2 separate regions of the Homo sapiens genome follow, and region 1 is linked to region 2. Evidence: read pairs that join two places in POLR2A ChIA-PET (ENCODE). Cell type or tissue: OCI-LY7. All regions are shown on one strand. Links, peaks and the distances in the headings refer to the core of each region. The heading gives the core; the rest is flanking DNA.

Region 1 (14,489 bases), core at 107-8,106, 130 kb after region 2:
TCTTCACATGAGAGCTTTCAAAATGGGGTGGGAACTAGTATCACCCTACTTGACAGATGAGAAAACTGAGACCCAGAGAGTGACTTGCCCAATATCACACAGCTGTTAACTGACAGGACTGGGATTTGAACTCAGCTCATGCTCTTAACCACCACAAGTCCCCAGGCTGGAAACTGAAAAAGTTGGGGGGTCAGGTTGCTGCGAGTACCTAATGGGAAGGAGTCACAGAGAGACATGAGTGAAGACTTGGGGACAGCAGTCCTGGGAAAGTCAATGAGGGCTGAAAATTTGGAGTTGCCCCAGGAGAGAGGGCAGAAAAGGGGATAACCATCCCCCAGCACTCCCTGCCCCCACAGCCCAGACTTGACCAACTCCCAGCTGGGCCTGGGACTTCCAGATATGGGGCCCCACCCTTGCAGGCCTTGGGGACGCTGAAGATATTGACTATCTGCGTGCCCCAAAAGGGTGGAGGCCAACAGGACCCCACTCTGCTGTCTCCCTTGGAGGGACTCTGAAAGTTCTTCTCTAGGTCCATAACTCTCCCCTTCCCCAGGGAGACCACGTGAGGATCTTGACTTGTGGAGAATGGGGAGCTGTGGGCCTCTCAGTAAAAACCAGTTTGCTGATAAGCATTTATTCGGGAGTAATGGAGAAGGAAGTAAGAGAGAGAAGTTGAGAGGCGCTGAGTCACCTGGAAATCCACTAATTCCACCGAATTCCACTCGCCCACCCTGCTGGTCATAGCTGGGACTGCACTCAGAGGGTTAAGAACTGGAGCCTAGGGAGCTTCAGAGCTGTGGCTCTGAAAAATCTCTTCCCAGCTCTCAGCTTTGCTGTCCCCCTCAGCAAAGGGAAGGGCTGGCCAGGCACGGTGGATCATGCCTATAATCCCAGCACTTTGGGAGGCCAAGGCGGGAGGATGGCTTGAGGCCAGGAGTTTGAGACTAGCCTGGGCAACGTAGCAAGACCCCATCTCTACAAAAATACAAAAAAAAAATAAATTAGCTGGGCGTGGTGATGCATGCCTGTAGTCCCAGCTACTCAGAAGGCTCAGGTGGGAGGATTGCTTGAGCTCAGGAGTTCAAGGCTACAGTGAGCTGTGTTTGCACCACTGCACTCCAGCCTGGGTGACAGGGTGAGACCCTGTCTCTCAAATTTAAAAAAATACATAAAAAGAAAGAAAAAGAGGCTGGGTGCGGTGGCTCACGCCTGTAATCTCAGCACTTTGGGAGGCTGAGGCAGGTGGATCACGAGGTCAGGAGTTCGAGACCAGCCTGGCCAATATAGTGAAACCCCGTCTCTACTAAAAATACGAAAAATTAGCCGGGCATGGTGGCTGGTGCCTGTAATCGCAGTTACTTGGCAGACTGAGGCAGGAGAATAGCTTGAATCCGGGAGGCAGAGGTTGTGGTGAGCCGAGATTACGCCACTGCATTCCAGCCTGGGCGACAAGAGTGAAACTCTGTCTCAAAAAAAAAAAAATTAGCTGGGCACAGTGGTACGTGCCTGTAATTCCAGGTACTTGGGAGGCTGAGGCACAAGAATCGCTTGAACCTGGGAGGTTGCAGTGAGCTAAGATTGCATCACTGCACCACTGCACTCCAGCCTGGGTGACACAGCAAGATGAAAGGAAAGAAGGAAGGAAGAAAAGGAGGGAGGGATGGAGGGAGGGAGGGAGGGAAGGAAAGAAGGGAGGGAAGGAGGGAGGGAGGGAGGGAGGGAGGGAGAAGGGGCTTGGATTAACTGGAGTTCACAATGGTTCTGTAGGGCCAAGAGTCTTAACAGGCATGAACTCTGGTGCCAGCCTGCCCACATTCAAGTCACCAGCTCTGCGGCTTACAGCCTTTGTGACCAAATGCCTTGTCATCTGTGTACCTAGATATGTGTAAGATCATGACAAAACTGGTAGTACTTGCCCTAGGGCTCTTGGGATAATTAAATGAGATCTTATATAGGAGGTACTTAGACTAGCATTGAATTTTGCAGTCTCTGGATCAGACTTACTTAGGTAAAAATTCAACCTTCTCTACCTACTAGCTGTGTGATCCTGGCCCGGTTGCCTAAAATTGCCTCAGTTTCCCCATCAATGTGGACAGGATAATGATACCTACCTTGCAGGGTTGTTGCAACCTGATGCTTCTCAAACTGTGAGTTACAATGAGATCTGAAACATATGGTCACAACGTGTATCAACAATATAGGGTAACAAATGATGACATAGTATCAAAATGTATCACATGTTAAGTATTAGTTTTGTGAAACTCATTTTAATTATATATGTATGCGTTTGTGTACACCAGGTTAGGCAATGAAATTTTTTGTATTGATGGCTGATTTTTTTTTTTTTTTTTTTTTTTTTTTGAGACAAGAGTCTCACTCTGCCGCCCAGGCTGGAGTGCAGTGGCACAATCTTAGCTCACTGCAAGCTCCGCCTCCCGAGTTCAGCCATTCTCCTGCTTCAGCCTCCCAAGTAGCTGGGACTACAGGCGCCTGCCACCATGCCCAGCTAATTTTTTTTGTATTTTTAGTAAAGATGGGGTTTCACCATGTTAACCAGGATGGTCTCCATCTCCTGACCTCATGATCCGCCCGCCTCAGCCTCCCAAAGTGCTGGGATTACAGGCGTGAGCCACCACGCCCGGCCAATGGCTGAGATTTTCAAAAAGCTTAAAAAGAGGCCAGGCACCATGGCTCACGCCTGTAATCCCAGCACTTTGGGAGGCCAAGGTGGGCGGATCACAAGGTCAGGAGATCGAGACCACCCTGGCTAACACCGTGAAACCCCATCTCTACTAAAAATACAAAAAATTCGCCGGGTGTTGTGGTGCACACCTATAATCCCAGCTACTCTGGAGGCTGAGGTGGGAGAATCGCTTGAACCTGGGAGGCGGAGGTTGCAGTGAGCTGAGATTGCGCCACTGCACTCCAGCCTGGGCAAGAGAGTGAGACTTCATCTCAAAAAAAAAAAAAAAAAGAATGCCCATATTGGCCCATGCAAGCCCCTGCTGCTCCCCCATGTGTGAGGGCAGCACAGATCTTGTGTCATTCCCCTATGAAAGGTGGTCACATAGCACGGGGAGGCTGGTGCTGTGATCCTCACTTCAGAGATGAGGAAGCTGAGGTCCAATCACGGAAGAGGTTGCATGAGGTTCCTCAGCTGGTAAGTGGCAGAGCTGGAGTTTGGATCAAGGTCCCTGGGGCAGTAATGCCTGTGCTTTTGTGTTTACAAAGGTTCAGGGAGATGGCAGAAAACATGACACAGTCCCTGGACCCACAGGGTGCTTGGTTTGCTGCAGGTCAGCATAAAGAGGGCTGTGACAGAGGAAGTACAAGTTACTGGGGGGACCGGGTAAAGAGGGTAAAGGGTGTTCCAGGCAGAGGGCACAGCACGTGCAAAGTCCAGGAGGCAGGAAGCAGCACCATGCATTTGAGGAACTGAAAGAAGAGCAGTTGGGGCCGGGTGCAGTGGCTCATGCCTGTAATCCCAACACTTTGGGGGGCTGAGGCAGGTGGATCACACAGTCAGGAGTTCGAGACCAGCCTGGCTAACATCGTGAAACCCCATCTCTACTAAAAATACAAAAAAATTAGCCAGGCATGGTGGCAGGCGCCTGTAATCACAGCTACTCAGGAGGCTGAGGCAGGAGAATCGCTTGAACCCATGAGACGGAGGTTGCAGTGAGCCGAGACTGCACCACTGCACTCCAGACTGGGCAACAGAGCGAGACTCCGTCTCAGAAAAAAAAAAAAAAAAATGTGCTGTGGGTGAAGAGGGCAGAGGCTTCAGCAGAGCCTGGAGAGGAGAAGCCAGATCCCGAGGGGCCTGGAAGGCTGGCATGAGGAGCATGGGTTTTATCACAGGGCATTTCAGGCTTGCGGGAGGCAACTGAGCAGAGAGGCACTTAAATATTACTGTGGAGAACTCTGTCTGGCTGCTGTGTGGAATATGGATTGGAGAGGGCAGGACTGGGTCCAGGAGCCCAGGGAGGACCCAGGAAAGGGACCAGGAAGGAGACGTAGGCCTGGATCAGGCCAGGAGATAAAGTTGCAAAATGGTTACAAGGTGTAATAGGCCACGCTCGGTAGCTCATGCCTGTAATCCCAGCACTTTGGGAGGCCATGCCAGGCAGATTACTTGAGTCCAGGAGTTCGAGACCAGCCTGGCCAACATGCAAAACCCCATCTCTTTTTTTAATTTTTTTATTGTGTCTTTTTGGGTTTTTTGGTTTTTTATGTTTATTGTTGTTGTTGTTGTTTGTTTTGTTTTGTTTTGTTTTGTTTGAGACGGAGTTTCGCTCTTGTTGCCCAGGCTGGCGTGCAATGGCACAATCTCAGCTGACTGCAATCTCTACCTCCTGGGTTCAAGCGATTCTTCTGCCTCAGCCTCCCAAGTAGCTGGGATTACAGGCATGCACCACCATGCCTGGCTAATTTTGTATTTTTAGTAGAGGCGGGGTTTCCCTGTGTTGGTCAGGCTGGTCTTGGACTTCCAACTTCAGGTGATCCACCTGCCTTGGCCTCCCAAAGTGCTGGGATTACAGGCGTGAGCCATCGCGCCCAGCACCAGGTAACTCTTATTTCTGTGCCAGGTAGTAGCCTAAACTTTTTGTTAATTTAATTTAATTTAATTTAATTTAATTTATTTATTTATTTTTGAGACAGAGTCTTGTTCTGTAGCCCAGGCTGGAGTGCAGTGGTACAATCATAGCTCACTACAGCCTCAGCCACCTGAGTAGCTGAGACTACAGGTTGCGCCAGCACACCTGGCTAGATTTTTTTTATTTTTTTTGCAGAGACGGGGTTTCACTATGTTGCCCAGTCTGGTCTCAAACTCCTGGCCTCAAACAATCTTCCTGTCTTGGCCTCCCAAAGCACTGGGATTATAATAGGCATCAGCCCAGGAATTTGAGGTTACAGTGAGCTATGATTGGCGCCCCTGCACTCCAGCCTGGGCAACAGAGCAAGACCCTGTCTCTAAATATATATATATATATATATATATATATGTTGCTATTACAGTATACCCAAATGTTAACATCCTTTGCCAATGTTTAAAACAAAGGAAGAAATATGTTAGTTGTGAACTTTAAAATGTGTGTGTATGTGTGTGTGTGTTGAAGAGAAACAAAATTATCCAAAATTATTTTGGGAAGGAACATACTAAGACAATATTAAAAATCTTTAATGACCACTAAAGGAGGGCTGGGCTTCCCAGCAGTAAGGCTGGGCAGCAGGGGCTGGGACCAATCCCAGCACTGGTCAGTCTGTAGGCAACCCATGTCCCCCTCAGAACCTCAGTTTCTTCCAGGACCATGGATGGGAGACAGAGACCAGTGCAATGCCTGCATTAACCCTTTAGTTGTTAGAGGGTAGGGAAGTTGCTGGCTGGGTACAGTGGCTTACGCCTGTAATCCTAGCACTTTGGGAGGCCAAGGTGGGTGGATCACCTGAGGTTAGGAGTTCAAGACCAGCCTGGCCAACATGGTAAAACCCTATCTCTACTAGAAACACAAAAATTAGTTGGATGTGGTGGCATGCGCCTGTAGTCCCAGCTACTCGGGAGGCTGAGGCAAAAGAATCGCTTGAACTTGGGAGGCGGAGGTTGCAGTGAGCTGAGATCATGCCACTGTGCTCCAGCCTGGGCAACAGAGGGAGACTCTATCTCAAAAAAAATAATAATGATAGCCAGGTGTGGTGGCACGTGCCTGAACCCGGGAGGCGGAGGTTGCAGTGAGCCGAGATTGTGCCACTGCACTCTAGCCTGGGTTACAGAGTGAGATTCCGTCTCAAAAAATAATAATAATAATAAATAGAAGGTAAGGAATTTACAGGGTGTGGTGCTTGGAGGCTTCAGTTCAGATTATTTATGAATTATCATGAAGGTATGGTCTTTTTTTTTTTTTTTTTTTTTTTTTTTTTTTTTTTTGAGATAGAGTCTCGCTTTGTCATCCAGGCTGGAGTGCACTGGTGCAATCTCTGCTCACTGCAACCTCCGCCTGTCGGGTCAAGTGATTCTTTTGCCTCAGCTTCCCAAGTACTTGGGATTACAGGTATGTGCCACCATGCCTGGCTAATTTTGTATTTTTAGTGGCAATGGGGTTTCATCATGTTGTCCAGGCTGGTCTCAAACTCCTGACCTCAGGTGATCTGCCCGCCTCAGCCTCCCAAAGTGTTGAGATTACAGGCGTGAGCCACCATGCCTGGCCAAGGTATGGTCTATTTTAATAATCAGCCCAATACTAAGCATCAACTGTAGGTATGCCAGCAAAAATGTTTGAAGGCCACGGCGCAGTGGCTCATGGGGAGGCTGAGGCAGGCAGATCACCTGAGCCCAGGAGTTCAAGACCAGCCTGGGCAACATGGCAAAACCCCTTCTCTACAAAAGATTGCAAAATTAGCTGGGTGTGGTGGTGCACACTGTGGTCCCAGCTACTTGGGGTGCTGAGATGGGAGGATCAGTTGAACCCCGGAGGTTGAGGCTGCAGTGAGCTGTGACTGCACCATTGCACAGCAGCCTGGGCAAGTGAGCAAGACCCTGTCTCAAAAACAAAACAAACAAAAAGAAAAAACCAAAAATGTTTGAAGACCACTTCCCCAGAACAGAGGAGGGGATGGATTTGAGAGTTCATGGTGGCTTCTAGGACCCAGCTCCTGGAGCCCAAGAGTGCCAGCCCACTGACCAGGCTCTCTGCTCCTCTTTGCCCACAGGTTACGAAGTGACAGTGCTGGTGCGGGACTCCTCCAGGCTGCCATCAGAGGGGCCCCGGCCGGCCCACGTGGTAGTGGGAGATGTTCTGCAGGCAGCCGATGTGGACAAGACCGTGGCTGGGCAGGACGCTGTCATCGTGCTGCTGGGCACCCGCAATGACCTCAGTACTGAGCCCCCCCTCTGCCCACGGCCCTCCCCTACACCTCGGCCCCCAGCGCCACCCCCGCCCCCGGCCCCGCCCCTGCCACCCCTGCCGCCGCCGCCGCCCACCAGTGACAGCCACTCTCTGTCCCCTCTAAGGTCCCACGACAGTGATGTCCGAGGGCGCCCGGAACATTGTGGCAGCCATGAAGGCTCATGGTGTGGACAAGGTCGTGGCCTGCACCTCGGGTGGGTGGTGGGATCATGGAGGTGGGGCTGAACTGGGGGGTACTGGGGAGGCAGCCCAGGGGCCTCTGAAAGGTGACGCTGAAGCCATTCCATGTTACTGTGCATTTACTGAACACCAGCTGTGTGCCTGAACCTTACTGGGTGATGCTGGGGACACAGTGGTGACCTGTACAGCCCTGGGCCCTGCTCACACAAGGCTCACAGAGAGAGGTGGTAAACAGATCCATGATCAAACTGACATCCAGATCATCGGAGCTGGGATCGGGAGGCAGGCAGAGGGGATAGGGCCACAATGGGAGAAACTACAGGACTATGGGAGCCCAGAGGAGGCGTCCGACTTAGGCTGAGAGAGGTCAGGGTAGGCCTCCCAGAGGAAGTGATAGAGCTGTGGATAGACACTAGGTCTCTGCCCTCACAGAGCTCCCGATTATGGGGACACAGACATTAAGCAAATAGTTGCCCTGTATAATCATTTATTTATTTATTTATTTATTTATAGTTATTTTGAGGTTTGTTTGAGATAGAGTCTTGCTCTGATGCCCAGGCTGGAGTGCAGTGGCGTGATCTTGGCTCCCTGCAACCTCCGCCTCCCGGAGGTGGTTCTCCTGCCTCAAGTGATTCTCCTGCCTCTGCCTCCCAGGTAGCTGGGACTACAGGTGTGCACCACCATGCCCAGCTAATTTTTGTATTTTTAGTAGAGACAGGGTTTCGCCATGTTGGCCAGGCTAGTCTCGAACTCCTGACCTCAAGTGTGTTTCATGACACAAATTGCCTCCCTGGAAAGGGAAGTGGCATGAGGGAGGGCTGCCTGATGATTGTAATTACACTCCAGGCAGAGGACAAAGCAAGCAAAGAGGCCTGGAGGCCAGACCTAGTTGGAGGGTAGGAAGCAAAATCATTTATGGCTTTTTTCCTCAAGCTCTGAAATGGAAAAGTAATACACGAGTAAACTTGCGATTTCAGAATGGTTCACTTTTTTTTTTTTTTTTTGAGACTTTCTGTCACCCAGGCTGGAGTGCAGTGGTGCAACCATGGCTCACTGCAGCCTCAGTCTGGGTTCAAGTGATCCTCCCCACTGCAGCCTCCCAAGCGGCTGGGACTACAGGCATGCACCACCACACCTGGCTAATTTTTTGATATTTTTGTAGAGACAAGGTCTTACTTTTGTTCGCAGATTGGAATGGTCTGCTGTTAATTTTAGTTTTGTTTTTTTCTCCCATGTCTTTTTTTCTTTGAGATGAAGTCTGACTCCATTGCCCAGGCTGGAGTGCAGTGGCGTGGTATCAGCTCACTGCAACCGCCACTCCACCTCCCGGGTTCATGGTGCCTGGGACCAAGATCGTGGCCCACAGTGATTCTCCTGCCCCAGCCTCCTGAGTAGCTGGGATTACCGGCGCCTGCCACCATGCCCTGCTAATTTTTGTATTTTTGGTAGAGACAAGGTTTTGCCATGTTGGCCAGGCTGATGTTGAACTCCTGGCCTCAAGCAGTCCTCCCACCTCAGCCTTCCAAAGTGCTGAGATTACAGGTATAAGCCACCACGTCCAGACTCTCCCATGTCTTAAAAACCAATTTAACTGGTTAAGTTTTGCTTCCATGAAAAAGACAAACCTGTAAAATTGATTTAATTTGCTTTCTTTTTTCTCATTTTTTTTTGTTTAGATTGTTTTCTAAATATTAAAGTCTTAGGTGTGCCAGGATTTTTTTTTTCATTAAAAAAAAAACAAACATAGAGACAAGGTCTCGCTCTGTCACCCAGGCTGGAGTGCAGTGGCCTGATCATAGCTCATTGTACCCTTGAACCCCTGGGCTCAAGGAATCCCCTCACTTTAGCCCCTCAAATAGCTGGGGCAACAGGTATGAGCCATTGAGTCCAGCTTAACTTTTTATCTGGAAATGATCTTAAACTTACAGAAAAATTGAAAGGACACCAGTACACCTACCGTCCTCTGTTCACAGACACACAATGTTTTTTTTCTGACCCATTTGAAGTTAGCTTACATACATCATGGCTGCTTACTTCAATGTGTAGGTCCTCAATATACTTTTTAACTTTTTATTATAAAAATTTTTAAACAGAAAAGTTAATAGTCGTGTGAACAACCATATTCCTTTTCTTTTTTTATTTTTAAGTTTGTAGCTATCTATCTATTTATTTATTTATTTTGAGACCGGGTTATAAGGCTGGCTAATTTTTGTATTTTTGGTAGAGATAGAGTTTCGCCATGTTGCCCAGGCTGGTCCCGAACTCCCGGACTCAAGCGATCCACCAGCCTCAGCCTCCCAAAGTGCTGGGATTACACCTGAGCCACTGCACCTGGCCAACAGCCATATTCCTGATTTTAAAATTGTGATTGTGTTTTGTAATTGGTTTATCTATGCACATACACATACACAAATAGATTTTGTTTTTGTTCTCCTAAACTATTTGGGTTTTTTGTTTGTTTGTTTTTATTTGAGACAGAGTCTCATTCTGTCACCCAGGCCGGAATACAGTGGCGTGATCTTGGCTCACTGCAACATCCACCTCCTGGGTTCAAGGGATTCTCCTGCCTCAGCCTCCTGAGTAGCTGGGATTACAGGTGCCTGCCACCACATCTGGTTAATTTTGTGTGTGTGTATTTTTAGTATAGATGGGGTTTCACCATATTGGGCAGGCTGGTCTGACCTCAAGTGATCTGGCCTCCCAAAGTGCTGGATTACAGGCATGAGCCACTGCGCCCAGACTTCCTAAACTATTTGAAATGGAGTTGCACACCCACAGACACCTTCGGCAAGTCCCAAGAAAAAGGACTTTTCTCTTCCAGCACCACAGTGCTATTGTCACACTTTAATTATCTTCCAGCCTCTAATTATTAGAGTTTAATCTTCCCTCCATATTCAAATGTCAAGGTAAAAGATTAGAAAGATTTTTGTCATCTAAGGAGCTTGGAGTTTATCCATTAGGGCTTGGGGAGGATTGTTTTTTATGGAGGCATCTGAGAGGATTAGAAAGAAACCCAGAGTAAGGCCAGGCACAGTGGCTCACGCCTGTAATCCTAGCACTTTGAGAGGCCAAGGTGGGCGGATTGCTTGCGTCCAGGAGTGCAGGACCAGTCTGGGCAACACAGCAAAACTCCATCTCTACAAAAAAAAAATACAAAAAATTAGCTGGGTGTGGTGGTACACACCTGTGGTCCCCAATACTTGGGAAGCTTAGGTAGGAGGATCCTTTGAGCCTAGAAGGCAGAGGTTGCAGTGAGCCGTGATGGCACCACTGCACTCCAGCCTTGGCTGCAGAGCAAGACCCTGTCTCAAAACACAACAAAACAGCCGGGTGCTGTGGCTCACGCCTGTAATCCCAGCACTTTGGGAGGCCAAGGTGGGTGGATCACGAGGTCAGGAGATTGAGACCATCCTGGCTAACACAGTGAAACACCGTCTCTACTAAAAATACAAAAAATTAGCCAGGCGTGGCGGCGGGTGCCTATAGTCCCAGCTACTCGGGAGGCTGAGGCAGGAGAATGGCGTAAACCCGGGAGGAGGAGCTTGCAGTGAGCTGAGATCGTGCCACTGCACTCCAGCCTGGGTGACAGAGCGAGACTGCCTCAAAAAAAAAAAGAAAAAAGAAACTAGGGGTAAGTTAGAGACTGGATTTGAGATTGTGAACTGGAGACTGGAGGCTGCAGACAAAAACCCACTTCACACTCTGCACCGCAGTTTTCTCATCTGTAAAGAGGAAATCCTAGACCAGGCGCAGTGGCTCACGCTGTAATCCCAGCACTTTAGGAGGCTAAGGCAGGTGGATCGCTTGAGGTCAGGAGTTCGAGACCAGCCTGGCCAACATGGTGAAACCCCGTCTCTACCAAAAATACAAAAACTAGCCAGGTGTGGTGGCACACGCCTGTAATCCCAGCTACTCAGGAGGCTTAGGCAGGAGAATCACTTGAAACTTGTAGGTGGAGGTTGCAGTGAGAATGATGTCATCATAGCTCGCTACCGCCTCCAACTCCTAGGCTCAAGGGATCCTCCTGAGTAGCTGAGACCACAGGCATGTGCCACCATGCCCATCTAATTTTTAAAATTTTTTTGTTGCGACAGAGTCTGGCTTTGTTGCCCAGGCTGGTCTCTGTGACACACCTTTTTATAACCACTAACATTACTCAAACTATTTATTTATTTCTTTTTGTTGAGACAAGGTCTTGCTCTGTTGTCCAGGCTGGAGTGCAGCGGTGCAATCACAGCTCACTGCAGCCTCGAACTCCTGAGCTCAAGCGATCCTCTCGCCTCAGCCTTCTAAGCAGCTAAGACCACAGGTCCCCACGCCTGGCTAATTTTTTAATTTTCTGTAGAGACAGGTCTCACCATCGTACCCAGGTGAGTCTAGAACTGCTGGGCTCAACTGATCCTCCTACCTCAGCCTCCCAAAGTGCTGGGATTACAGGTGTGAGCCACTCTGCCCAGCCTTTGAACAATTTATATCATCCCAGTTTGCACATGAGGAAACAAGAAGCTGGCCAGTGGTCGATCCAGTACTTGACTTTAGGCAAAACCCAAGCTCTTTAACTATTCACCAAACTGCTCCTAAAAATATTTAGCATAGTTCTTGGCTTGAGGTAAAAGTTCTATAAATGTCAGCTGGTGTAGCTTGGCCAAGTTATAGCTTGTTGAAAGCTAATTCCTGAACAAATATTTAGTAAGTACCTACAATGTTCCAGATGCTTCTAAGGGCTGGGATTGGAGCAGGAAATGTGATAGAGTCACAGGATAACTCTAGCGTGTGGTGGCAGGGGAAGGGTCCTAGGGAGAAAACAAGGCCCCAAGAAAAGGGATTGGTAAACTGGGCTGGGGGAGACAGGATTTTGCAATTTTAAACAGGACAGTCAAGAAAAGCTGCATGGAAAGGTGACCTTTGAGCAAAGTCTGCAAAGAAAACAGGGAGCCATGTGGCTACGAGAGGGAAATGGCAAAGGGTCCTGGGTCACACCTGTAATCGCAGCATTTTAGGAGGTCGAGATGGAAGGATCGCTTAAGCCCGGGAGTTCAAAACTAGCCTGGGCAACTTGGTAAGACCTCCATCGCTACAAAAAAAATGTTTTTTTCTTTTTCTTTTGAGACGGAGTCTTGCTCTGTCACCCAGGCTGGAGTGCAATGGCACGATCTCGGCTCACTGCAACCTCTGCCTCCCAGGTTCAAGGGATTCTCCTGCCTCAGCTTCCTGAGAATAGCTGGGATTACAGGCATGCACCACGACACCTGGCTAATTTTTGTGTTTTTTTTGTTTTGTTTTGTTTTGTTCTGCTTTGTTTTTGAGATGGAGTCTTGCTCTGTCTCCCAAGCTGGAGTGCCGTGGCGCGATCTCAGCTCACTGCAACCTCCGCCTCAAGGGTTCCAGCAATTCTCCAGCTTCAGCCTCCTGAGTAGCTAGGACTACAGGCATGCACCACCATGCCCAGCTAACTTTTGTATTTTTACTAGAGATGGGGTTTCACCATGTTGGCCAGGCTGGTCTCGAACTCCTAACCTCAGGCGATCTGGCCTCCTCAGTCTCCCAAAGTGCTGGGATTACAGGGGTTAGCCACCAGACCCGGCCTAAAAAAATTTTTTAAATTAGCCAGGCTTGGCCGGTATCATGCCATTGCACTGCAGCCTGGGTGGCAAGAGGGAAGGAAACTCTGTCTCAAAAAAAAAAAAAAATAGTGGGGTTTGGTGGCTCACCCCTGTGGTCCCAGCTCCTCAGGAGGCTAAGGCAGGAGGATCACTTCAGCCCAGAAAGTCAAGGCTGCAGTGAGCCGTGTTCACGCCACTGTCCTCCAGCCTGGACAACAGAATGAGACCCTGTCTCAGAGAAAATAAAAAAGAGAGGGAAATGCATCAGGGGCAGAGGAATCAGACATTGCCAAGGCTGGGAGGCAGAACCTGGCTGGAGCAGAGGCGTGTAAGAGAGAGTGGTAGGCAGAGTAGGCAAGGACGTCAGAGGGCTGATGGGGCCATATCAGGTGGGGCCTTGAGGGCTGGCCATGGGGACTTTGCTTCTACCCTGAGTGAGATGGAGCTATGGATGTGAACTGATAGGGGTGTTCACGGGCTCCTTGGGAGGAGGGAAGGAGGGGCTGAGAGACCAGGGAGTAGGCTGCTGGGCTGGTCCAGGCAAGAGGTAACAGTGGACAGGACCAGGCGGAGTGAGAAGAGGTCAGATTTGGAATTATTGTGATCAGCAGACAGCTCTTACCTGGGGTGTGAGGGAAAGAGGAGCCCCAGAGGACTCCCCTGTTTTTGCAACTGGAAAGCAATGGTCAGCCATGGCAGGGTTTTGTCCTGGCATCAAGACAAGCGAGCCCTTGGCTGGGCACAATGGCTCATGCCTGTAATTCCAGCACTTTGGGAGGTGGAGGAGGGTGGATCACCTGAGGTCAGGAGTTTGAGACCAGCCTGGCCAACATGGCAAAACCCTGTCTGTACTAAAAATACAAAAATTAGTCAGGCCTGGTGGTGTGCACCTGTAATCCCAGCTACTGGGGAGGCTGAGGCAGGAGAATTGCTTGAACCCGGGAGGCAGAGGTTGCAGTGAGCCGAGATTGCGCCACTGCACTCAGCCTGGGTGACAAAGCGACACTCTGTCTCAAAAAAAAAAAAAAAAAGACAAGAGAGCCCAGGCTGATCCTGCCCTGTGTTCCCTCCAGCTTTCCTGCTCTGGGACCCTACCAAGGTGCCCCCACGACTGCAGGCTGTGACTGATGACCACATCCGGATGCACAAGGTGCTGCGGGAATCAGGCCTGAAGTACGTGGCTGTGATGCCGCCACACATAGGTAAGCAGGGCAGGGACCTGGTGGCACCAATGCCATCTGCCTGTTCCCTCCTGCCCTCTGGGGAGATCTGCAAGGCCTTCCCTGACCACCCTAAAATTGCAAACCTTCCTATGATATTGTGACATATATATTTGGCCTTTGTCCCTGTTTCCTGGCATACAACTCCTAAAATCCTTGGAATCTCCAAAATGGTAAATGTCTTTTTCTATGCTAATGAGTTCACTGAGAGCTGGCAGCCCCTAGGCAGCTTCAGGTCTGGTCACCAGAAAGACTAAGGCTGGATTACAGGGTTGGGACTTTCACCTCTGGGGAGTGGTGAGGGATTGAAGGTTGAGGGGATTACCACTGGCTAATGGTTTAATCCATTATGTCTATGGATTCTGGGGCTTCAGCCTCCTGAGTAGCTGGGATTACAGGCCTGCATCACCATGCCCCGCCATGGCTTACATTTCTAGTATGGGAGATAGAGATTAGATAGATAGATAGATAGATAGATAGATAGATAGATAGATAGATAGATACATAGGCCAGGCATGGTGGTTCACACCTGTAATCTCATCACTTTGGGAAGCCAAGACGGGAGGATTTCTTCAGCCCAG
Region 2 (8,008 bases), core at 1-8,000:
GGGATGGCAATAAGTGAGGTGCAGGAGGGGGCAGAGCCAGGAGCCCCCAGGACCCCCTGGGAGCAGATCCTGTGGGTCAGGGGCAGAGCCTGGCTGGGTTCACTGAGGGACAGAGCTTCGGGGAGCAAGCTTTTGCAGATGGTGAGCCTGGAACCCCTGAAGCCTAGGGCCTTGAGAAGGGATCAATTCTTTGAGAAGATCATTATAAATTCAAGGCTCCACCCTATATTCTCTGAAATACAAGCCCCTTCTCTCCCTAAGGCACCACCCTCAGAGCTTCACTCTGCCCCTAATCACCTCTTTTTCCAGAGTTTCAGGCCACACCCTTTCCCACAGAAAACTGGGACGTGACCACATGTAGGATCCCAAGCCCACCCCTTTCATGTTTGCTTCGCTTTGGGGTTCCAGGCCCCATATCCCAAAGCAGTTGGATTCTTAAGCTTCCCAGTTCTGTAGCGTTAGCCCCGCCCCCACCTCGTGGATCCCAGGCTCCACCCACACAGGGTACTAGGCCACACGCCGTGACCACAGAGCCCACCCCAGACCAAGAATGGCAACTGATCCAGTTGCACCCCCCACCCCCCACTCCTGCTCCTTCTTCCAATCCAGGAGGGTGTGCAGGACTGACGGGGAAGCCCTTCACCCCCGCTCACTGTGAGACACACAGGCTGACTCACACGGCTACACACCATTACTGCCACCTACAGCAATCCATGCCTCCATCCCACACTGACACCCAGAAATCTGGGTCCAGCACCGTCCAGGGACACACAGTCCCTGGGGCAGGTGACGACGGCACTCACACTCCATTCACAGCTATTCGTGGGCTGTCCCAGAGCCCGGCTCTGCCCCATGACTGTACTCCATGACCCTGTTTTTGTATAACCCCCAAGACCCCTGCTCACATGACCCTGCAGGACAGCATATCCCTACCCGCTTCCCCCCTCACCACCTCCTACCCTGTGGCTGGAGCATTTGCTGGGGGCGCTGCTGAAATTTCTCCCTTCTGTCCGGGATCCAGCGCATCTTCAATGCTTGTTGCTAGGCAACATCCTCTGGCTCACCACTGCAACTTCCGGCGTTAGCCTCCCCTCCCCCTAGAATTTGGAGTCCCCAGCTCCCCATCCCTCCCATCAGTGTCACTATCTCCCAGGATCGTGTCTATGTCACCTCTTGAATCCTAACTCATCTCAACCCTTCAGAATCCCTCAGAGTTCTAGTCCCCCCGCATTCCAGAATCTTCCACCCCTCCCCCCATGCCCTCTCACGCACAAAAACACACAGAGTTAATACTATACTAGGATAATACTATCTCTAGCATTTAAAAAACCCAGCTCTTCAGTGTTCTAGATTTGCTAACATCCCAAATTCTCCTCTCTCTCTCCCTCTCTCTCTCTCCCCCCCCACCCCCTCCCCCAGAATAAGGCCGGCTCACGTCTGTAATCCCAGCACTTTGGGAGGCCGAGGTGGGAGGGCAGATCACTTGAGGTCAGGAGTTTCAGGCCAGCCTGGCCAACACAGTGAAACCCTGTCTCTACTAAGAATACAAAAATTATCCAGGCATGGTGGCGCACGCCTGTAATCCCGGCTACTCAAGAGGCTAAGGTGGGAGGATCACTTGAACCCGGGAGGCAGAGGTTGAGGTGAGCTGAGATCACACCACTGCACTCCAACCCGGGCAACAGAGAAAGACCCTGTCTCAAAAAAAAGAAATAAAGAAAATAATAAAAATTTAAACATGAAATAAGAATAGAATGACCAGCATTTCAGCAACACGAGCGTTCTGGATTCTCCGGCCTGGAAAAAAAAATGACTCTAATATTCTAGATCTGTGAGCATTACAAAACACCACCATATTCTAGATTTCCTGACCTTCCAGGCCCTCCCCCTACATACTAGATTTCCTAACATGCCAATATCCCCCAATATTCTGAATATCCTGGCATGTAAAAAATTTTCTAGAGTGTGAGGCTGGGCATGGTAGCTCACACCTGTAATCCCAGCACTTTGGGAGGCTAAGGCAGGAGAATGGCTTGAGCCCAGGAGTTTGAGACCAGCCTGGGCAACATAGTGAGACAATGTCTCTACAAAAAAACTTAAAAAGTAGCTGGCTGTGGTGGCACACACCTGTAGTCCCAAATACTCAGGAGGCTGAGGCAGGAGGATCACTTGAGCCCAGAAGGCCGAGGCTGCAGTGAGCCATGATTGCACCACTGCACCCTAGCCCGGGCAACAAAGCAAGACCCTGTCTCAAAAACAAACAAACAAAAACAAAATTAGGGTTTGAGGTGCACAGCTATTTCAGAACACCCCGGTTTCAGAGGCACTCACCTTTTACGTCTCCCATTTGTGTTCCAGATTCTCTGATAATCCGGAATCTCCTGCCATTATGGATTTCTTGGAACGCAAACAAACCTTCCAGTGCTCTGGAAGGGCGGATAGTCCAGGATCTCTCCCATTCTCTAGATTTCCTAGTAATCCAGGTTCCTTTCTGTATCCTATAATTCTCAGCATTCCAGACATCCTGGCATGCAAGATATTCCTACCGGTGGAGATTCATGGGTATGAACTCCCCTTGACACTCCCCTATTCTAGAATCAGTGATTTTTCAGGTCCTTTTTGTCAGAAACTTCTATATTCTGGATTCTCTGATAAGCAGGGGAGAACTCTAATATTGTTAATCCATGAGCACTCCAGAATATCCTTGTGTCCGAGATGTCCTAATGTTCGAGACCCCTCTCTACTATGTTTCAGAAGCTCTGGCATTCCAGAAACTATGGAATTCTAGAATTAGCATGTTCTAGTATTCTCTACTCCTAGTCTGTCCCCACTTTCTGTCCCTTTTTTATTGGCACAAGGAAAAAAGATGCAGAAAATCTCCTCAAGGAAGTGCCGTAGGAACGGGCATTATTTGGGGAAAAAAAATCCCAAGGCCAGCCAGGAAAGGTGGCTCACGCCTGTAATCCCAGCACTCTGGGAGGCCGAGTTAGGTGGATCATCTGAGGTCAGGAGTTTGAGACCAGCCTGGCCAACATGGTGAAACCCTGCCTCTACTAAAAATACAGCAGGACACATGATCCAGGCTGCAATAATGGAAGGCCTTCATCACACTGGCCACAGTAATTGGTTCAGGAATGGCCACCTGACTTAATTCAAGCCAATGAAAATCAGTCTTGTGATTTTTGCTGTTGCTAGGGAAGAAAGAGTTGCTAAGCAGCTGCTTAGAGTCACCTTGCCACAGAGAGAAAACCTGATTGAAGATGTATTCCAGAGGTAAGTGAAGTTAGGAGATAAAAAGATATTCTGGGCCGGACACAGTGGCTCTCGCCTGTAATCCCAGCACTTTGGGAGGCTGAGGTGGGCAGATCACCTGAGGTCAGGAGTTCGAGACCAGCCTGGCCAATATGGTGAAACTCTGTCTCTACTAAAAATAAAAAAATTAGCTGGGCATGGTGGTGCACACCTGTAATCCCAGCTACTCGGGAGGCTGATGCAGGAGGATTGCGATTGCTTGAACCCGGGAGGTGGAGGTTGCAGTGAGCTGAGATCATACCACTACACTCCAGCCTGGATGACAGAGTGAGACTTTAAAAAAGAAAAGAAAAAAGAAAAAAAGATATTCTGAATTAGTGTTTGAAGCCCCGGATCCAGCCATGCCTGAAGGCAGAGTAAAAGCCAACACATTCCTCCCCTGCAACACCTTTTTTGTTTTGTTTTGTTTTTGAGACAGGATCTCACTCTGTCACTCAGGCTGGAGTGCAGTGGTGTGATCATGGCTCACTGTAGCCTTGGCCTCCTAGGCTCAAGCGATCCTCCCACCTCAGCCTCCCAAGAAGCTGGGACCACAGGCATGCACCACCATGCCTGCTTAATTTTTGTATTTTTTTGTAGAGATGGGGTTTTGTTATGTTGCCCAGGCTAGTCTGAAACTTCTGAGCACAAGCAAACTGGCCTCCCAAAGTGCCAGGATTATAGATGTGAGCCACCATGCCTGGCCTCCCTTTGCTTAAACAAGAGAGGTAGATGTTCCTGATTTTGCATATATCGGGTTGGGTCCCACATCTTCCCCACCCCTTTCCTGGGGAGTCCCAAACCTGCTAAGAATAAGCAAGATGTTGGCAGTGAGGACTTTATTGGGGAGGGTGACTTTGGCTTCCAGAAAAGAGGGAAGGTGGGGACCTAGTAACAATAACCATTTATTCCAAGGAGGCCCTGGCCCTGAACCCGGGGTTCCCACAGGAATCAGGGAGGCACCTGAGTCCCCCAGGACCAGGGCATCCCAAGGCATCATGGCAGCTGCGTTGTTCAAAAGGAAGTTTCATTGAGCTTCATCTTGGGAGGTGTGAGGGGAGTGCCGAGACCGCTGGAGGGCCACGGGGCTGGTGTGGGTGGCCGTCGGAGGTCTGGCCCACTCCGCACCAGTTCCTGGCAGCGTTCCACAAAGCTGCCCCCACCACGGCGCCGGGCCTCAGCCTGCGGGGGGCTTGGGCTCCCACGGTGGCCAGACAAGGAGGTGTTGCTGGAGGCTGAGTGGAGGCTGAGGAAGTAAGGACAGTAAGTGCACGTCATCACGGGGCAGCTGGGCCACTCTGTCCCCGGGAACACCATGCTGTCCCCTCTCCCCTCATTGCACAGAAGGGGCAGTGGAGTTGTGGCTACCTGGTGAGGGAGATGCGGGGTGAGGGGCTGGGGAGACAGCCCCATGAGGGAGCTGAAGGAGCCGGCGGGGCCAGCTCACAGTGTTCCAGCTGTTCCATCAGCTCTTGCTCCGTCAGGCCACCTGCTGGGGGGCACGGAAGCAGGGTCAGGGGGCAAGACAGGGGTCATAGGGCAAGGGCCTGGGTTGCATTGCAGTGCAAGCACCGAGGGTCAGGACAGGAGAGAGGAAGCAGAGATCAATGCATGGGGGCCAGAGGCTGAGACAGGGGTTGAAAAACAAGGGCAGGAAGGGATGGGGAGCAGAGAGGGGGTCAAAGGAAAAGGGGTCAGAGGGCAAGGGCCTGGGAGAGAGATCAAGCAGTTGGCAGTGGAGAGTGGTTCTGGGTGAGGCTGTGGGGCTTGGGACGGGATTGGGGTGGGGCAGGGAGTACCAGGGGCCTGGCCGAGGCCGTCCATGGCGGTGGTTAGGTCCCACATGGCCAAGCTGCCGTTGGCCTGGCCAGTGAGCAGGTAGCGCCGGGGCCGAGAGCCGAGCCGCCGGGAGCCCTCGCACTCCAGCACTGTGAAGGCTGTCGTGGGTGAGCCGTCCACGGAGCGCACGGAGCACACCCTGGGGGGTGCAGTGGGGGAGGTGGTCACCCTCGCTTTCTCACCCTTCCTCGTCCCAGTCCCCACCACTGTGGCTGCAGTTCCTGCCTCTCCAGGGGCCATCCCAATCTTTATCCATCCCTAGCCTGCTTTTGAGTTCCAGTCCCAAGGGTCCAGCAGCTCTTGGACACCGCAGCCCCAAACACCCAGGGAGTCTCCCAGAGCTTCTGCTCTTCCCTGCTCCCACTGCAGGGAAGACCTGAGGCCCGTCCCAGCTGCTCCCCCACCTCCTATCAGCCTCCTGGCCTCCTCCCTGGGCTCCTGGCCTCCCATCAAGCCTCCTTTCATCCCCCATGCAGTGGCCACGGCTCCCCGCACAGGACAAAGCCTCAGCCCTTCCACAGCCTGACAAGGCCCGCCCGCATCTGCACCCCATCCTCACCTCCTGTTCTGTGCTCCAGCCCAGGAGCCCACGTGTCCTTCCCATGTGACCCTATTTGGCCCTTCTCAGCCTCTGCACATACAGTTCCCTCAGGCTGGGGCCCCCTTCCCCTGCCTTCTTTCTTCTGCTCCTTCCTACTTGTCCTCTAGGTCTCTGCTCAGAGTCCCTTCATCCAGAACATCCTCCGAGGCCCCTTTCCCAGCTGAAGCAAGGCTCCTACAGCTCCCTGGGTCTCCTCCATCCCATCCCGACCCCTGCCCCTGGTCCCCCTATCCCACCCCAACCCCTCCCCCTGGTCCCCCCATCCCACCCCGACCTCTCCCCCTGGGCCCCCATCCCACCCCTCCCCCTCCGCCTGGGCCCCCCATCCCACCCTGACCCCACCCCCTGTGCCTTCAACCTGGCCCTGCCTGCACTGGGCTGGCACTGCGCCAGGTCAGTCCCACCAACACCTGTCACACCTTTGATACCAGAAGACAAACCTACCAGGCCTGTCCTCCCTCCCAGCCTTTGCTCCTTCAATGCTCCTTGGCTGGGACCCCTTTCTGGCCTCAGTGATCTGGCTAGCATCTTGCCTTCTCCCCTGACCTCCCTCCCTGTTGGACAGGACTGTCCTCCCTCCCTGTTGGACAGGACTGTCCTCACCGCTGCCCAGTAGATGAGAGACGCACGAAGAGCTGGCTGGCACTGGGCACCACCTTCTGGATGAACACTTGCTGGTCGTCCCGCTCACCGTAGGGGCCTGGGCCAGGCAGGGGCAGGGGTCAGGGCCAGCTGGGATTCCCTCAGCCTCAGACTTCCTTCCCCACTGATGAAACCCACCACCCCAAGACCCCAGTCCCATCCCCAGGTTGTTAGAGTTGGGCAGGGCCAGAGAGGGCTGGGGGGTTGTGGCAGTCAGTGGAGCTCAGGTGCCTCAAGGATCAGGACACCCCAATCGTTGCAGGCTCCTGGGTCAGGTGGCCGCAAGTGGGAATCAGCGGAGGTCAACAGGGGTCAGGTAAGGGGGTCAGTGGGGTGGGAAGGCCAGGAGCCAGTAGGCACCAATGTCATTGCCAGCACTGCAGCCGCCATGCCCATCTGCCGACTCCAGAGCCAGGATCTTAAAGGAAGCGAGTGGGGTGGAGCCGGGCTGGGTGGAAATCATGCCGCGGAAGCGAGTCACAGACCATGTCCGCACGTGGTTGTTGTCGGCACAGACTGAGGGGCACAAGGAGAGCAGGAAGTCAGGCCTGGTGCAGGCATCAATGCTGCCTGCCCGTCCAGAGCCTCAGGACAGCCCCGTTTCAGGAGGGTCAGCCCTTGCTGAGTTCTTCCCTTTCAGAGAATCCTTTCCTCCCCAGAATTCCAAATGTTAAAAACCCTGTTGCCTCTGCCTCCAAAACTGTTCCAGAGCCTGATCTCACCTTGCCCTATCCTCTGCCCCACACCGGTCCTGGTCCATTTCGTCACCTGCCTGGACCGTATCAGCACGCCCCTCCCAGAGGTCCCTGCTCCTGTCCTATCCCAGTAGTGTGCTCCCACGGGCAGCCAGGTGGAGCCTGTGAACACCTGAAGCTAGTCATGTCCCTCCCCTGCTCGGAGCCCTCTGTGGCTCCTGCCCTTGTCACCTCCATACCCTCATCTCCTCCCATTCTCCCCCTCATTTACTCTGTTCCAGGCACAAGTGGCTCCCTGCACTTCCTCAGGCATCCTCTCACCTCAGAGCCTTTGCAATGCCTGTTCCCTCGGCCTGAATGCTTGTCCCTACCAATCTGCACTGCTCATTCTGTTATTTCTGCTCAAAGGTCCTTCCTCAGGCCTTCCCTGAATGACCCCTCTCCAGCGACTTGACACTCTCTAGCCACACACAGCTTCATGTTTATTCATAGCCCTTATCATTGCCTGGTGTTGATTTAGATTATTTTATTAATATTTTATGAGATAGAGTCTTGCTTTGTTGCCTGGGCTGGAGTGCAGGGGTGCAATCATAGCTGATTGCAGCCCCTGACTCTTGGGCTCAAGTGATCCCTCCACCTCAGCCTCCCAAGAAGCTGGGACCCCAGGTGCATGCCACCATACTTGGCTAATTTTTTAAAAATTTTTTGTAGAAACAATGTCTCACTTTGTTGTCCAGGTTGGTCTCACACTCCTAGCCTCAAGCAATCCTCCCACCTTGGCCTCCCAAAGTGCTGGGATTATAGGCATGAGCCACAGTGCCCAGCCTGATTTGCATTTTTATCTATTTATTTTTGAGATGGAGTCTCGCTCTGTTGCCTAGGCTGGAGTGCAGTAGCATGATCTGGGCTCTCTGCAATCTCCGCCTCCCAGGTTCAAGCA

What was found. ChIA-PET counts read pairs that join two places held together with the same protein. Peaks named below come from ENCODE experiments on the same cell type or tissue, not always from the same donor. Only the 100,000 strongest peaks of a DNase experiment are listed, where the experiment ranks them.
Region 1: POLR2A ChIA-PET joins it to region 2 with 18 read pairs; 21 of 35 experiments call an interaction of 5 or more read pairs at or near these places.

What each region holds. Positions count from the first base shown.
Region 1 is chr19:40,450,765-40,465,253 of GRCh38, reverse strand. BLVRB (biliverdin reductase B) reads left to right here. Exons shown (of 5, transcript NM_000713.3): 2 at 6,709-6,873; 3 at 7,010-7,099; 4 at 13,762-13,890. Among named protein-coding and RNA genes, the nearest start is that of BLVRB, 7.7 kb to the left of the region's middle. RefSeq lists an enhancer at 316-435. In OCI-LY7, for the core only: CTCF peaks have their summits at 519 and 718; DNase peaks (open chromatin) are centred at 733 and 3,423; H3K4me3 peaks cover 977 bases; H3K27ac peaks cover 2,728 bases.
Region 2 is chr19:40,587,505-40,595,512 of GRCh38, reverse strand. It overlaps SHKBP1 (SH3KBP1 binding protein 1), which reads right to left. Exons shown (of 18, transcript NM_138392.4): 14 at 6,734-6,889; 15 at 6,335-6,431; 16 at 5,091-5,269; 17 at 4,660-4,783; 18 at 4,116-4,537. The coding sequence ends at 4,306. It also overlaps a transcript of LTBP4 not described here. Among named protein-coding and RNA genes, the nearest start is that of LTBP4, 9.9 kb to the left of the region's middle. In OCI-LY7, for the core only: no CTCF peak of the experiment used is centred there; DNase peaks (open chromatin) are centred at 1,052 and 3,152; H3K4me3 peaks cover 1,088 bases.